Regions from separate parts of the Homo sapiens genome. Here region 1 is linked to region 2. Evidence: chromatin loops called from intact Hi-C (ENCODE). Cell type or tissue: IMR-90. All regions are shown on one strand.

What was found. Peaks named below come from ENCODE experiments on the same cell type or tissue, not always from the same donor. Only the 100,000 strongest peaks of a DNase experiment are listed, where the experiment ranks them.
Region 1: a loop joins it to region 2, with 4 times the contacts of the local background. A loop is called at or near these places in 2 of 110 quality-filtered maps.

What each region holds. Positions count from the first base shown.
Region 1 is chr14:51,991,666-51,999,665 of GRCh38, reverse strand. It overlaps RTRAF (RNA transcription, translation and transport factor), which reads right to left. Exons shown (of 8, transcript NM_016039.3): 3 at 5,844-5,943; 4 at 1,086-1,172. Among named protein-coding and RNA genes, the nearest start is that of RTRAF, 6.1 kb to the right of the region's middle. In IMR-90, a CTCF peak has its summit at 3,332; a DNase peak (open chromatin) is centred at 3,325.
Region 2 is chr14:52,453,144-52,461,143 of GRCh38, reverse strand. TXNDC16 (thioredoxin domain containing 16) reads left to right here. Exons shown (of 21, transcript NM_020784.3): 17 at 3,970-4,054; 18 at 5,682-5,820. Among named protein-coding and RNA genes, the nearest start is that of TXNDC16, 95 kb to the left of the region's middle. In IMR-90, no CTCF peak of the experiment used is centred here; DNase peaks (open chromatin) are centred at 2,263, 3,033 and 5,263; H3K27ac peaks cover 2,124 bases.

The DNA of each region.
Region 1 (8,000 bases), 460 kb after region 2:
ACGTATAATTACAAACATATTTGTGAACATACAAAAACATTTTTAACTTTTCGGTAGCAACAAATCTCTTAGTTTTTAAAACTGCTACTCACAAGAGAAAAAAGAAAGCCCTGTAGACTATCAACAATTAAATAAATTGGTAAGATAAAATGGTTTTCCTATTACTGTATGAGACGGTCCCCAACTTAGGATGGTTAGACTTGTAATTTTTTGACCTTACAATGAGTTCAGTGGGATGTAACCCTAGTGCAAGATGAGGAAAATCTGAACTTACAGTGGTTCCAACTACAATTTTTCAGCTTTACAATGGGTCTTCCGGGGTATTAAATGCATTTTTGACTTATGATATTTTCGACTTTGGGACATGATCTCATCCTAAGTCAAGGAGTATCTGTATTTCATCAGCCAAACTGAATAATCCAATAAATGACTAATTTAACTCACATTATATTTGTCCTGTAACTTTTTCTGCAAGGCTAAATTATACAGCACTTTTAATTAACATTTCTTCCCAAGGCCATTAATTTTAGTACATAGATCCCCTCCATGGATAGTTTTCCCAAAACCTTCTCTCTAAGCAGCAGCTCTGGAGTGTCCAAGAGGCTCACTCATTCAAAAGGGTTAACTCCTAAATTATAGGTCACAATGAATTAGCCAGTGAACAAATATTTTACACATCATAATTTAGGTAATTAGATTCTTCATATTTTTAAAAAGGGAAATTACTAAAAGATATCCAGGACTTAAAATAATGGAAAATTTTACCACTTGTCTGATAGAGTCATTGGATTAAAAGAAATTTACACATTCAAAAAGGCAAACAATGACCCCCATGATTAAATACAAATCAAAACTCCAAATTACTAGAAGCAAATCAAATCAACATTCAGATATTCAAATGCAAGGGGAAGGAGAAAGCACATCATAAAAACATTATAGAGAATAAAATGTTAACATAAATGCTGTCTGCATGGATCCTTCTAAATTTACTAAAACCAAGTAAACCTGGACTTCATTCTTCAAAGAAAAAAACATTTAAAAAACCAAAAATGTTGATGTTCAATGTTATGCATTTATATACTCACCATCCAAATTGATCAATGGTTCTGCATTTTTAGTTGCATTGTCAGCAGTTTTTGAATTATCAGGTACTAAATCCTTGTATTTTTCAGCTATAAAAACAGGCAAAAATATAATTTGTACAACTGCAACTCAAGGTAAAATGACTACTGCTATTTACCAAATTTAACTGAGCCAAAATGATTACAGGTTGAGTTTCCCTTACTGGAAATGCCAATAATTTCCAATTTTAAATTTTTTCAGACTTCGGATTATCTGCATATATAAAATGGGATATTTTGGGGATGGGACTGAAGTCTAAACACAAAATTCATTTTTATGTTCAATGTACAACTTATACACATAGCCTGAAGGTAATTTCATATAATATTTTTAATAATTTTGTGCATGAAATAAAGTTTGTGTTAAGTGCTTATGTGTGGAAATTTCTACTTGTGTCCTCATGTCAGTGCTCAAAAAGTTTTGGATTTTGGAGCATTTAGGATTTCAGATTCTCGGATTAGGGATGCTTAACCTGTATAAGCATAAAACAATTCATTCAATCAAGCTTAATTTTTGCTATAGAAAATGTAAAAAGACAATGTAACTATCTTTTTGATTAAGCTAAAGCAATTACTGGACTATGTGACACAAATATCTTTTCATTAACATTTCTAAAGGCAATCATTTCAAACATGTAAATTTTAGGAAGGTAAAAATCTGCTTTTACAGCTTCCTCTGAAATCTGGGGTAGAAGAATGGGAGGAGGGTTAAGTATAGGTTACGTAAGATTAAATACAAACTCATTAAAAAGTACGCTTCCCCCCATCTTCTTTTGAATGCTGTACATAAAATCCAAAAACCTTGCTTTCCCCAAAAAAATCAATACATCAAATACACCATCATATACAAACCTCAAACTTATTTCATGGAAACTTGAAATTCAGAATTCCAAAGGTAGATTTTATTATTTTCATTTGAAAAACAATACTTCAAAGGAATTCAAAAATAAAAACACTTATTAATAATTCACTAAACTTAATGTTCAAAATGGCATCTTAGGCTATACAGTGCTTATGGGATCTGTTAATGAAACGAGGAAAAAATAAAAGCATAAAATTTAAGTCAGAGTTAAAAAGGCTTCCACTGGCCAAATCTGGAACAGTATCAACAGCAAAATACGTGATGACAGAAAGGATTATAATCCATTGAATAAAATAAAAATCCATGTATCTATACTGATTTAAACAAGTAAATTAGAGATGGGAAAACTTACAAGAGAAAGCCAACAAATAAATGTAGAAAAAATGATGAAATTAGAGAACACCTTTTGTCGATTAACATAATAAATGACTGAGGCAAGAATCATCATATGGTTGCTAAAACTAGTGGGGGAAACTTGAGGCGCAAAAACATAATTGATACAGTCTCAAAGTACCTCCCCACAAGATATATTTATTACAAAGAGGAAAATAGTAACTTTACAGTGGAGAAACCATAACCTAGTGATCAAAGTAACATAACTAGTAATGGGACATATCGCTATCACGTATCTCCTAATATGATGCACTAAAAAGAACACATCACTTCTGTGTTACTCCTAACAAAAGTATAAACCCCAAATCTAATCATGAGGAAACATCATATAAATCCAAATTGAGGGACACTCTACAAAATAAATGTCAGGGTCATGAAGCACAAATAAAGACAGGAACTGTTCCAGATTTTAAGATACTAAGACAGATGTAACAACTAATGCGGTGCATAATCCAGGATTGCTCTGGGTTATTTTTTTCTTTCGAGAGAAGTGGGGGGTTTGGTAAAATGTGAATAAATAATAGTATATCAAAGATAACTTCCTGATTTTGATCACTGTACTGTGGTTATATAAGACAAAGTTGTTTTTAGGAAATGCACTTTAAAGTGTTTAAGAGTAAAAAGGAATCATCTATAATTTACTATCAAATGGTTTGGAAAAAAATGGTGTGTGCCTCTGTGTAGAGAGAAGGATGAAGCAAATGAGGTAACACGCTACATTTGTAGACTTGAGGTATATGAAAATCTTTGTACTATTTTGTAATTTTTCTATACATCTGAAATTATACATTTAAAAAATTTCAGTTATTGATCATGTTGACAAGCTACCAAAAGGCTTCAAAAAATAGTAGAGCGCAAATAATAAAAACTCACAATGGTTTCAGCAAATTTTAAAATAAGTAACTTAAAAGTCAAGGAGGCAACATATCAATGTAAAACCACAAAAGAACATCAGCGCCTCCTACCGATTAGAGACAGTATTATTTGACCAATTTTCAAGTCTGTTTTTGCAATTCTGAATTTTAATAAACAAAACTTGTTTTCTAGCTTAGACTTTTAATATACTTTTGATACCATTCACCTTCAAGTATATGTTGACTTCCTTTTTCAATATTGAAAAATTTACATTCCACACACAAGCTTCTTTTATTCACTAAAAGAACATGCTATTACTGAGAAATACATGTACTTACTAAAGTCAACTGCAGGTATACATGACCATATGCATCTACCATTGAAGGTTAACGGGTTATAAAAATGGAACAAATAGAATAAAACAAATAAACTGAGATGTAAGAATTTGGGAATAAATGAAAAACAGTTTTGATAAGCTACAAATTGGCTCATATACAATTCCTACCAATCCAGAGCAGGGTAGATAAAAAGACCTTGTTAAAGGCCCTAAAATCAATACTACACTAAAGCCATAAGGCTTATGAATACATGTATTTTCTAAAGAAAGAAAAGTTTTTTTTTTTTAAATTAAATGGAAAAGTAAACGAAGTCTCAAATTGAGCTTTCCTTAAGATTTTTGCCATAAGGCTTCTGAAATTTAAGTCTGAGGCATCAGCAAAAAATTGGCTGATGCTCCAAATCAGTGTATGTAAACACTCACATATACTGCATTCGCCACACATTACTGAAATTGATAAGCACCTGTTGTGTGCAAGAAACTATGTCAGGTACTGTGACAGACACAATATTGACCTGTACCCCCCAAGATGTCCATGTCCTGATCCCTGGAACCTGTGTATGTGTTACCTTACATGGCAAGATTTGCAAATATGATAAAATTAAGGATCTTGAGATAGGGGATTATCCTGGATTATCCAGGTGGGCTCAGGAGGATCAGAGCCAGAGACAAAGTTATGACAATGGAAGCAGAATCAGATAAGAGACTGGAAAATGCTATGCTGCTAGACTTGAAGAAGGAAGAAGGGGCCAGAGTCAAGGAATTCAGGCAGCCTCTAGAAGTTAAAAAAGGAAAGAAACAGATTCCCCCGAGAGCCTCCAAAAGGAACCTGCCTTGCTGACAACTTGACATGAACCCAGTGAGGCTAATGTTGGCCTTCTCATTCTAAAATAATAAATTGTGTTTTCAGTCACTGAGTTTGTAGTAATTTGTTACAGCATCAATTGGAAGCTAAGAGAGGTACCATGTAGGAATCAAAGCTGAGTATCAGTTTACAAATTACTGGGACGAATAAGACATAGAAGCAAAATGGAAAGTGGTTAATGACTTAAAATGTATAGGGTTAAAAGCTATGGAAGTTCAGAGGGAAATTATACTGCTGCTAAGACATAAGACAGCATATGAGATGGATCTTAAAAAGATGGGTAGGATTTAGATGTGTAGATAGAATGAAATGGTATATTAGCCAAGGGAAAAGTGTGAACAAAGAAACAGAGGGGGAAATGGGATATAAACAGGAAGCACTATTATTCTAATTTAGCTGGGATGTCAAGATGTGAATACAGGTTGGATATCAGTCATCATTAACTACCATGCTAAGGAGCTTAAAATTCTTTTTATAGAAAATGGGAAATTAGTGTTTATGGATATGTATGTTTATTAATATGAATATGTAACTGGAACTGTTCTTTGGAAACAAGGAGTAAGTGGCATCCTAAAATAGATTAACGTTTCAGAAAGTTAGCTTGGTTGGCCATGCAGTTAAGAACAGAAGGTGACACTAATGGGAGATATTATAATACTCCTGGCAGAAAGTGACAAGAGCCTGAATTAGGATTATGCCAATGGGAATGAAGATACAACAAACATGAGAAAAAGTCAGTGTAGGTGGGATGAAGGGAAAGGGATAAGCCAAGATATAAAAAGGCTTCCAAAGTAAATAATTAAGAAGACTGTAACTAACCGAAAAACACAAAATGCAGGGGATGCAGATAAGATAATCAAATCTTGCATTTAGATGTTGGCAGGCCTTTCAAAATGAAATGGTCTAATAAGAGAAAACACCCGTTTAAAGAAAAATTGTTTTTACTATAGGTACTAACATTCAGAAGCTTCCAACCATAGAAGTATCTGTGCTAAGACAGTAAACATAAGTAATATATTCTGGCCTATAGAGTATTAATGTATATTGGCATTAGACATGTTTCAGTCTTTTGAGAAATTACCTACTGCAACAACACTTCAAAGTCCCATCAATTCTGGGACACTAAAAACAATTTAATTTGAAAGGCTAAGGTGCAGACCATATTATCAAAGTAGTGTTACTCTGTGAGAAGACAGTCAATTAGCCTTCTCCAGAGGGCACCATTTCCAAATTCTAACAGAAATATATAAACACCAATGAAAGACAATAAAAGTGCTTTTAACTTGTGATAAGAATAAACCAAAGGTAAAATAGTACTAGACAAAACAAACTGCAAAGTTCCCTACATTTTCACACTCCCTTTCCCATCTTTCCTCTCTCTTTAAAATACACATTCCCCACAAAACGTACCATTATCTCCATATTCAAGTCTAACAGCTAAACCAAGAAGCCAGTCAATAGCTTCTTGTCGATCTTGAATCTTGAAAGGACAGTTAACATCTCTGAGATACTGTGAGGGGGAAGAAAAGAAAACCACCAGTTTCATTATTACCATAAAGTCACAGAAAAAAGAATGGGAGAGTTGAAAGAGACCTTAGTTTGGATCTCTAACAATTTTTTAATAACATTACTACACTTTTGATGCAATTATATAACCCAACAGAAGGGAACATTTAAGTGTATCATCTTAAGAAAAAAAATAGAATACGACAACTTCCTCATTTTATAGATGAGAAAGCTGAGGCCTAGAGATTGACACTTGCCAAGGGTTACACAACTTACACCTGGGACTAGAATCTAAGCTTTCTGATTCCTAGTCTCAATACACATAGAGCAATTAACTAAAAAGAATAACTTTAAAAAGGATATACAATAAATCATTATCTATCTAAACCTTAACTTTCATATTATGGAAATGCCACTGAAAAGAGTAGCCATGTAACATACATGTAGGGTGTAACCAAGTAATTTAAATAAATGTCAGAAGCTGTATATTCAAATAAATGTTGCATATAATAGTATTATATGTAACATTAATTATATGTAATATAAGATTATAATAAAATCAACTTGAAGGATAATAACTGTTTAGGTTCTGATATGTTGAAATTATTCTTACTGTCATTCCAGGTGTTTCACATCAGAAATACGTGTGTGTATATGTACATATATACACACACATACATACATATTTCTTTTTTTTGAGACAGAGTCTTGTTCTGTTGCCCAGGCTGGAGTGCAATGGCACAATCTTGGCTCACTGCAACCTCCGCCTCCTGAGTTCAAATGATTCTCCTGGCTCAGCCCCCTGGGCAGCTGAGATTACACACATGCGCCACCACACCTGGCTAATTTTGTGTTTTTAGTAGAGACGGGGTTTCGCCACGTTGGCCCGGCTGGTCTCGAACCCCTGACCTCAGGTGATCCACCCATCTTGGCTTCCCAAACTGCTTGGATTATAGGCATGAGCCACCGTGCCCAGCCTAGACAATTTTTTATATTCTCCAGATACCTTTCTACATGCAGAATTCTGTACTGTCTTGTACACATGAATAGACCATAAAATGTAATATAAACAAACATAAAATCCTAAAAATATATTTCAAAGTTTTAAGAAGTCCACTGAAAATTTTAAAAATATTTTCTAAGAGCAAAGGAAAAGAATACAGTAGTATTAATAGTAGTAGTATAGAGGCATTGGCAGTAATAAGCTTATCACACTTGCTATGCGCCAGGGACTTCTGTGAACAATTACTCATTAAAAACAAAGCCACACTTATGAGATAGGTATCATTGTTACCCTCACTTATTGATGAAAAAATTGAGACACGGAAAGGTTAATAACAATGATGTAATTTATACAATCCCTAATTTATAAAATCACTGATTCTAGGGAGAAAGTGCCTAATCACACTGCTCTCGCAAATGAAAAACTTAGCCTTTTTCAAGAAAAATATCTCACTCATCAAATATAACTGATGAAAATGTTTAATGTAAGAAATGACACTAAAAGCATTTTTATTCTAATCTGAGAATTCTTTTTTATGCAAAAGTGTTACTAAAACTAAATCAATGGGAAAATGATTCAAGGCACAAAAATATGATATACCAGAGATCATTTAAGGACTATTTCCCTAGCATACAACAAGGGATATCTGTTTACATTAAATATAAGCATAAACACGACAGTCTTGGTTTTCAAGCATCTCAATAATGTCTTTTTTTGAGACAAGGTGTCACTCTGTCGCCCAGGCTGGAGAACCTCAGCCTCCCAATTAGCTGACACTACAGACACAGGCCAGCACACCCAGATAACTTTCTATTTTCTTGTAGAGACAGGGTTTCATCATGTTGCCCAGGCTGCTGTCAGAACTCCTGAGCTCAAATGATCTGCCACCTCAGCCTCCCAAAGTGCTGGCATTATAGGTGTTAGCCATCACACCTAGCCAATGTCTTCTTTTAATATAAGAAATAGTACTGTGTTTAACAAAAATTCTGATTTGGGCCATAAAGGGAAAGCGAAATATTTACATCATTATTTATTTAAGAAACTTCATGTTTCTAGAG
Region 2 (8,000 bases):
TATTTTTGGTGAGGAAAGTTATAAAGGCATAAAAATGTGAGAAAAAAAGAAGTTATTTAAAGATTGTTTCAAATTAAAAGAACTAAAAGATATAGATAAAACTAAATAAATTGTAGAAAGTTAGAAAACTTCAAAATTGTTATGAGATTACAAAGTTTATTTTAAAATCTTGTGTGATTAAAAGCTGACTGAAATGAGATTTGTATATAAGTTTTTATTAAAATCAGCTTTAGAATTGATAATACACTAATAAAAGAATACAAATTTAGTTTTCTCTTTTGCACATAAATTTCATGTAATACTAATAAGACACAATAAAACACTTTCATTCACGTTTTGAATAAACTCTCAAAAAAGGGAGAAAGAAGAGACATATTCTATAGACATATTCTGAGTCCTTTTTTAATCAACAAATAAAGGTCTTTGCTTTTTAAAACCTCTTAATTATCACTTTGGCTAAATAAATGATTTATTTTACAGTGACCTGTGATCTATTTTGATAAGTGTTTTAAACTTTTGACATATTTAATAGGCTTCCCAAAATCAAGTTCAAAATTAAGTCTTTTTGACCTCAAAGTAACTTTCAAATGTTACAGAGGGCCCCTGCAACATCCAAAAGAGAGATAATGAACAGGTTAATTTATTATGGAAAATTACATGAAAAACATTGTCAGAAGATAATGTTCAACCTTCTTTGACTTTCATACGATTTTTGAAATACTTTTTTTCTAGTTCTGTGAAAAATATCATTGGTAGTTTGATAGGAATAGCATTGAATCTATAGATTGCTTTGGGCAGTATGGCCATTTTAATGATATTGTTTTTTCCCATTCATGAGCTTGGGATGTTTTTCTATTTGTTTGTGTTTTCTCTGATTTCTTTGAACAGTGTTTTATAATTCTCCTTGCAGAGATCTAATTTTTGCATTTTTAGTAGAGATGGGGTTTAGCCGTGTTACCCAGGCTGGTCTCAAACTCCTGAGCTCACGTTATCCTCCCACCTCGGCCTCCCAAAGTGCTGAGATTACAGGAGTGAGCCACTGTGCCCAGCCTGGATGCTCTTTTTTTCTTTCTCTTGCCTGATTTCTCCAGCTAGGACTTCCAAGACTGCATTGGGTAAGAGTGGTGAAAGAGGGTGTCCTTGTCTTGTGCCAGTTTTCAAGGGGATTACTTCCAACGTTTGCCCATTCAGTATGATGTTGACTGTGGGTTTGTCATAGATGGCTCTTATTGAGGTGTGTTTCTTCAGTACCTAGTATATTGAGAGTTTTTAACATGAAGGGGTATTTTATTGAAGGCCTTTTCTACATCTACTGAGATAATCATGTGATTTTTGTCTTTAGTTCTGTTTATGAGATAAATCACATTTATTGATTTGCATATGTTGAACTAACCTTGCATCCCAGGGATGAAGCCTACTTGATTGTGGTAGATTAGCTTTTTGATGTGCTACTGGATTTAGTTTGCATACTTTGTTGAGGATTTTCAATGTTGATCAGGAATACTGGCCTGAAATTTTCTTCTTTTGTTGTGTCTCTGCCAGGTTATGGTATCAGGATGATGCTGGCTTCATAGAATGAGCTGGGGAGGAGTCCCGCCTCCTTAATTTTTGGGAATAGTTTCAATAGGAATGGTATCAGCTCTTCTTTGTATGTCTGGTAGAATTTGGCTGTGAATCCATCAGGTCCTGGGCTTTTTTTGGTTGGTAGGCTATTTATTACTGATTCAAGTTCAGAACTTGTTACTGGTCTGTTCAGGGAATCAATTTCTTCCTGGTTCAGTCTTGGTAGTGTGTATGTGTCCAGGAGTTTATCCATCTCTTTCAGGTTTTCTAGTTTGTATAATATAGGGGTTAGGAGTGCTTTTAGTTACTGGGGTTTTCTTGCTTCTCAGCTCTCCCTGCTGACAGAGCTAAAAAACAGATGTATGTATGTGTGTGTGTCTATAAAAATAATTATTCAATAAGATGTGATAGTAGAAAAAATAATATTGCTAAATAAATATGTTTATTTTATGCAATTAAAATATATTTATAGTAGCTGAAAAGCTTTTTGTGCATATTTTTATTCAGATAATTGAGTACTTTCTTGTATTTGAGGTTGCCATATATTTTGGCATATATACAGTTTTTACCAAGGAGGAGAATATGCCTGGTTTTGAATGTTCAGAGGAAAATATGTATTCTAGTTTAGTGGAAATGGATATGCATCTGAGATCTACAGTCATATATTTTCCCATCCTGTGAGTCACTTAGGATTTACAAACACATGGATTTACGAAGAGACTTTTTAAGAGACATATTCATAAGTAGAGAGTCTTTTGTATGAGGAAATTATATGGAAATAATGGTGTACTTTTCTATTGCTACTTACCTAAAATGAAAAGAAGCTGAAACAGATTCTGTTATGTCATTGCTTTAGATATAGTTTATCCATTGACTGGAATTTCACTCTGTTCACTCTTAGAAATGAAAGTACAGACACACAGTCCTTTCTAGTTTATAATCTCATGTGTCTTTTCTACTTTGATGTAGCATGGGCTAAAAAAATATTTTAATAAATTTTCTCTCTGTCTCTCGTCTCTCTTTTTATTTTTTTTGAGACAGAGTCTCGCTCTGTGGCCCAGGCTGGCATGATCTCAGCTCAGTGCAATCTCCTTCTCCCAAATTCAAGCGATTCTCATGCCTCAGCCTCCTGAGTAGCTGGGACTACAGGCACATGCCACCATGCCCAGCTAATTTTTGTATTTTAGTAGAGATGGGGTTTCACCATGTTGGCCAGGCTAATCTCAAACTCCTGTCCTCAAGTGATCCACCCACCTCGCCTCCCAAAGTGCTGGGATTACAGGCGTGAGCTACCGCACCTGGCCAGTTGTCTCATTAAATCTGTGATTGTAAATGAGCTCCCCATGCTGCCTACTGAGCTACTCTAGTAAGTTTGCTTTCCTACAGACAGTATTGCTCAATCTTAGGGAAAGTATGTACCCTTTTTAAAGAAAATAATCTTGTGGTTACCCAATGTTGACAATGTTGAATGCTTACATCATGAATGTAGTGCTGACTGCTGAGGTACAGATCTTTGGGTTCAGCATGCCTAGCCTAGTAGGTACTATGTGACTCATTCTTCCATGAGTGTTTTTCTGTTTGACTGCTGTGAATCTTTCATGTATGAATTGAATTATCATTTGGCCTTCACTTGGCAAGAATTTGACCTATAAGTCCACCTCTGTGCTTTTCTCATTAGTCTACAATGATTTAATTCAGACTTGCTTCTTGGTTATAGGATAGTCATTATTAACAAGATCCACAGTATGCTATTATTAATGAAAATGTATTCAGAAATTTGTAGAAATAGCTTGTATTTTGAATATGTGTATCCTAACAAATGAGAAAAGACAATACAAATTAATCAAAGTTCAAAACTAATGAAAACACATTAGAGAAAATGTAGGAATTGTTTTTTAAAAGACACAGAATCCCTTCTACTTGCACAACCCTAACACAGACACTGTTAGAGGGCTAGAATTTTCAGTCTGCTATTTTTTATGCATATAGATACTTTCAGATTTTATGGTTATAATGTGCATATCATTTCACATACCTACTTCTCTTTTCAGGCTACACATAAGACAGCTGTCTCCATTTACTCTGCCATAGGAGTAAATTAAAAGGCAAAAAGTATTTATTCAGTAATTATGATTAGAGTGCTATAAAGCTTATGAATTACATTTAGAGTACATTTGTTTTGGAAGCCATGTTGCATTATATCAATTGACATTTCTTTAGTAATCCCATGTCATAAAGAGAATACAGATTTATTTTGGAACCACTAAATTATATAAGACATCTGCACTTAAATATTTTTGTAATTAATTAATAATGAAATACTACCACCTATAAATCTCTTCATCAGTTGAATAGCATACATAATTATAAAGGTTTCAGATTTTTGTCTTCTCTATGTATTTATAGCAAAAGAAGATTTTAGTGAAGCAGGAAACTACCTAAAAGGATATGTTATCACTGGAATTTATTCTGAAGAAGATGTTTTGCTACTGTAAGTTTATTGCTCTTTTAATTTTAGGGAGGGAGAAATTATGCAAAATAATGTTATCTAATAATTGCTTATATTTACACAGCTGATGGAGGAAAATAAGGTAGCAATCTAAAGAAATTTTTTTTATTTCCTTCTAGGAAATAAAGTACCTGGGAAATACTTTAGATTCTTTAGCTATTCTTTTATTTTAGACCAAAGACCCCATGGGGCAGTCTTGGATTCGTACTTCACCATCCTCCTATAAAAATTTTCCTCTTTGGGTTCTATTACCTACAATGTGGTTCTTTGGAGTTATCATAGTTTGGGATAAATTTTTCTTTTTGAGCATCTGAGGTTTTATTTACCCCCTGGGTGGGTGAGTGGGTACGTGTGTGTATAAAAATCAGTGCTTTTTTAGCTTCTTAAATTACCTTATCTGTAGAAGGTGGGACTTCTATGGACTACCAAAATATTTTAGTTGCTATAGAATGAAGGACTGAACTGCAAATTTGGAGATTATTATTAATACATATCACATTCTCTATGGCCCATTTTCAGGTATAGGTGTACTTACTAAGCCCCAGTAGTTTGTCTTTCTTAGCTTCTGACTATAAATTCCTAATTGTGATTTCTAAGCTTAAATCTTTCATCTTGAACACTGGTGACATATGCTCTTGGTGATCAGGCTTTTGTTCTATTTGTGAAATCACTGATTTTCATAAAGTATATATTAAAGAAGGAAATATGAGGACTGTCCATCTGACAATGGGTAATCACCCATGATCTTCTACTCTGCTGTCATTGTGCGTCTAGCTGTGGTCCAAAGAGCTAGACCAGTAGTTTTCAGAGTGTGTTTTGTTTATAACCAACTGGTCAACTAAGAGGTTCCTTTAAGTGACCTGAAAACTGGCCTCTCAACTAATGCTTATGTTGTTATAATGTCTATACTTTGTTCTGGCATGAATTAAGTTATTATACATGACTACTTCACTAGTAATTTTACACAAAGCTTTCTTCTATTTAGATAATTTTCTTTTAGGTTTAGTTAGCGAAAGGGATTGTGGGAGGGTGGATTTGGGCTCTTGTTTCAGTGGAGAGAGTACAGACTATGTCAGGAACAGACTGTGTCAGGGACACCTCATTTGAAGTCTGTGTCTGCCATTTATCACTCTCTCAGTCCTATTTCTTAATCTGCAAAATGAGGTCATAATGGCCACTTTCATTCTGAAAGTTAAATAAAAACATAATTGAAATACCTAGTATAGTGCCTGGCAGATAGTAGGTTTCTCATAAATGCCCATTTTCTTACTCAGCATTGTGGTGAGCAAGTCCAGAAAGGTCGAGAACCATTCACTGTGTTCCAAATCTGATTTATTTTCTTGTTGAGTAAGTTGTATAGAAAAAAATATGGCTAGATTACTGCCTTGTTGCTTTTTAAAAATCTAGTTTGTTATAGATCATTACCTGTTTCTTTCTTTTAATGTAGGTTGTCATAGAAGATAAGTTTGCCTGGAAATGGAGTTCATTTTTTTCCTTAGCAGTAGGAATTCCCATTTGCTGCCTCACACTGTGACCTCCTAGCCTAGATTTTCATGTTTTTGACATGCTAGATTTTGATCGTGAATTTTAATACTGCCTTTCTCCATAGGTCAACCAAATATGCTGCAAGTCTTCCAGCCCTGCTGCTTGCCAGACACACAGAAGGCAAAATAGAGAGCATCCCACTAGCTAGCACACATGCACAAGACATAGTTCAAATAATAACAGATGCACTACTGGAAATGTTTGTGAGTATGTTTTATAATAAGGGTGATACTTGAAATAAAATCTAGATCAGTCAAAGGTAGTATATGTTCATACACATTTTTCCATTTTTTGCTGGTACAGGGCAGGGTGATTTGTGAGCTGAGGATTTACTGGATTGTTCTGTTTTATTGTTCAGTCATTATGCATACAGCATTTTGAGTCCACTGCTAAAAGTTTACATCTTGCTGAGACTAGTGTGGCCGAAGTTCAGTTCACGTGCTTAATCCAGGGTGAAACTTGTTATAAAGCATGTCCATTCTGGAAGGTCAGCCTGCCCAGCTTCAAATCATTGGTTGATTTCTTACTGACATAGGTTAACTTCTCTGTTCTTCGGTTTCTGCATGCATAAAATGTAGCTCATAGTAGCATCTGCTGCAGACAGTTATTGTGAGGACTGAATGAGACATGATTTGATAGTGCTTTGTGTATATTATTTAGTCCATGGTAAGCATCCAACAAATGTTAGTTACTATTCTTATTACTTATATGGGTTTTTTTGTTTTGTTTTTGAGATGGGTCTCACTCTGTTGCTGTGATCTCAGCTCTCTGCAACCTCCGCCTCCCGGGTTCAAGCAATTCTCCTGCCTCAGCCTCCCAAGTAGCTGGGATTACAGGCGCTCACTACTACACCTGGCTTTTTTTTTTTTTTTTTTTTGTATTTTTAGTAGACACAAGGTTTCACCATGTTGGCCAGGCTGGTCTCGAACTCCTGACCTCAAGTGATCCGCCTGCCTCGGCCTCCCAAAGTACTGGGATTACAGGCATAAGCCACCGTGCCCAGCCTGGTTTAAAAAAAGTTTTTAATTTCTAATTTTTCTGGGTACATAGTAGATGAATATATTTATGGGTTACATGAGCTTTTGTTTTTTTTTTTTTTTTAGACAGAGTTTCACTTCCGTCACCCAGGCTGTAGTGCAATGATGTGATCTCGGCTCACTGCAACCTCCGCCTGCCGGTCTCAAGTGATTCTCTTGCTTCAGCTTCCCAAGTAGCCAGGACTACAGGCATGTGCCACCACATCGGATAATTTTGGTATTTTTTTGTAGAGACAGGGTTTCACCATGTTGCCCAGGCTGGTCTCGAACTCCTGAGCTCAAGTGATCCTCCTGCCTTGGCCTCCCAAAGTGCTGAGATTACAGCATGAGCCACTGCACCTGGCCACATGAGGTATTTTGATACAAACATGCAATGCATAGTAGTCACATCAGAGTAAATAGGGTATCCATTACCTCAAGTGTTTACCCTTTGTGTTTCAAACAATCCAATTTACTCATTTAGTTATTTTTAAATGAACAATTAAATTATTTTTTACTATATCACCCTGTTATACTGGCAAATACTAGGTCTTCTTTATTCTTTCAAACTAGTTTTTGTACCCATTAACCATCCCTACTTCCCCCCTCCCCACCATTTCCAGTTAAAAAGGCTTTTTTTATCCAAAAGATAGGCAGTAGCAAATGCTGGTGAGGATGTGGAGAAAAGAGACCTCTTGTACACTCTTGGTGGGAATGTAAATTAGTACAACCAGAGGCTGTACTGGGTTTTGTATATGGTGAAAGATAGCAGTCTAGTTTCATTCAGCATATGGATATCCAGTTTTTTCAATAGTCCTCTTCCACTACCCTTCCCAGCTTCTGGTAACCATCCTTTTCTCTATCTCCATGAGTTCAATTGTTTTAAGTTTTAGCTCCCACAGATAAGTGAGAACATGTGCTTTTTGTCTTTCTGTGCCTGGCTTATCTAATTTAACATCATGACCTCCAGTTCCATTCATGTTGTTAAAAATGACAGAATCTCATTCTTTTTTTTATGACGGAATAGTATTTCATTGTGTGTATGTACCATATTTTCTTTATTCATTCATCTGTTGATGGACCCTGAGGTTGCTTCCAAATCTTGGCTGTTATGAATAGTGCTACAATAAATCTGCGAGTGCAGATATCTCTTTGGTATACTGATATTCTTTTGGGAATGTACTCAGGAGTCACATTGCTGAATGGTAAGATATGTCTATTTTTAGTTTTTTGAGGAGCCTCCAAACTGTTCTCCATAGTGGTTGCACTAATTTACATTCCCACTGAGAGTATACGAGGGGTCCCTTTTCTCCACATCCTCACCAGCATTTGTTATTGCCTTTTGGATAAAAGCCATTTTAACTGGA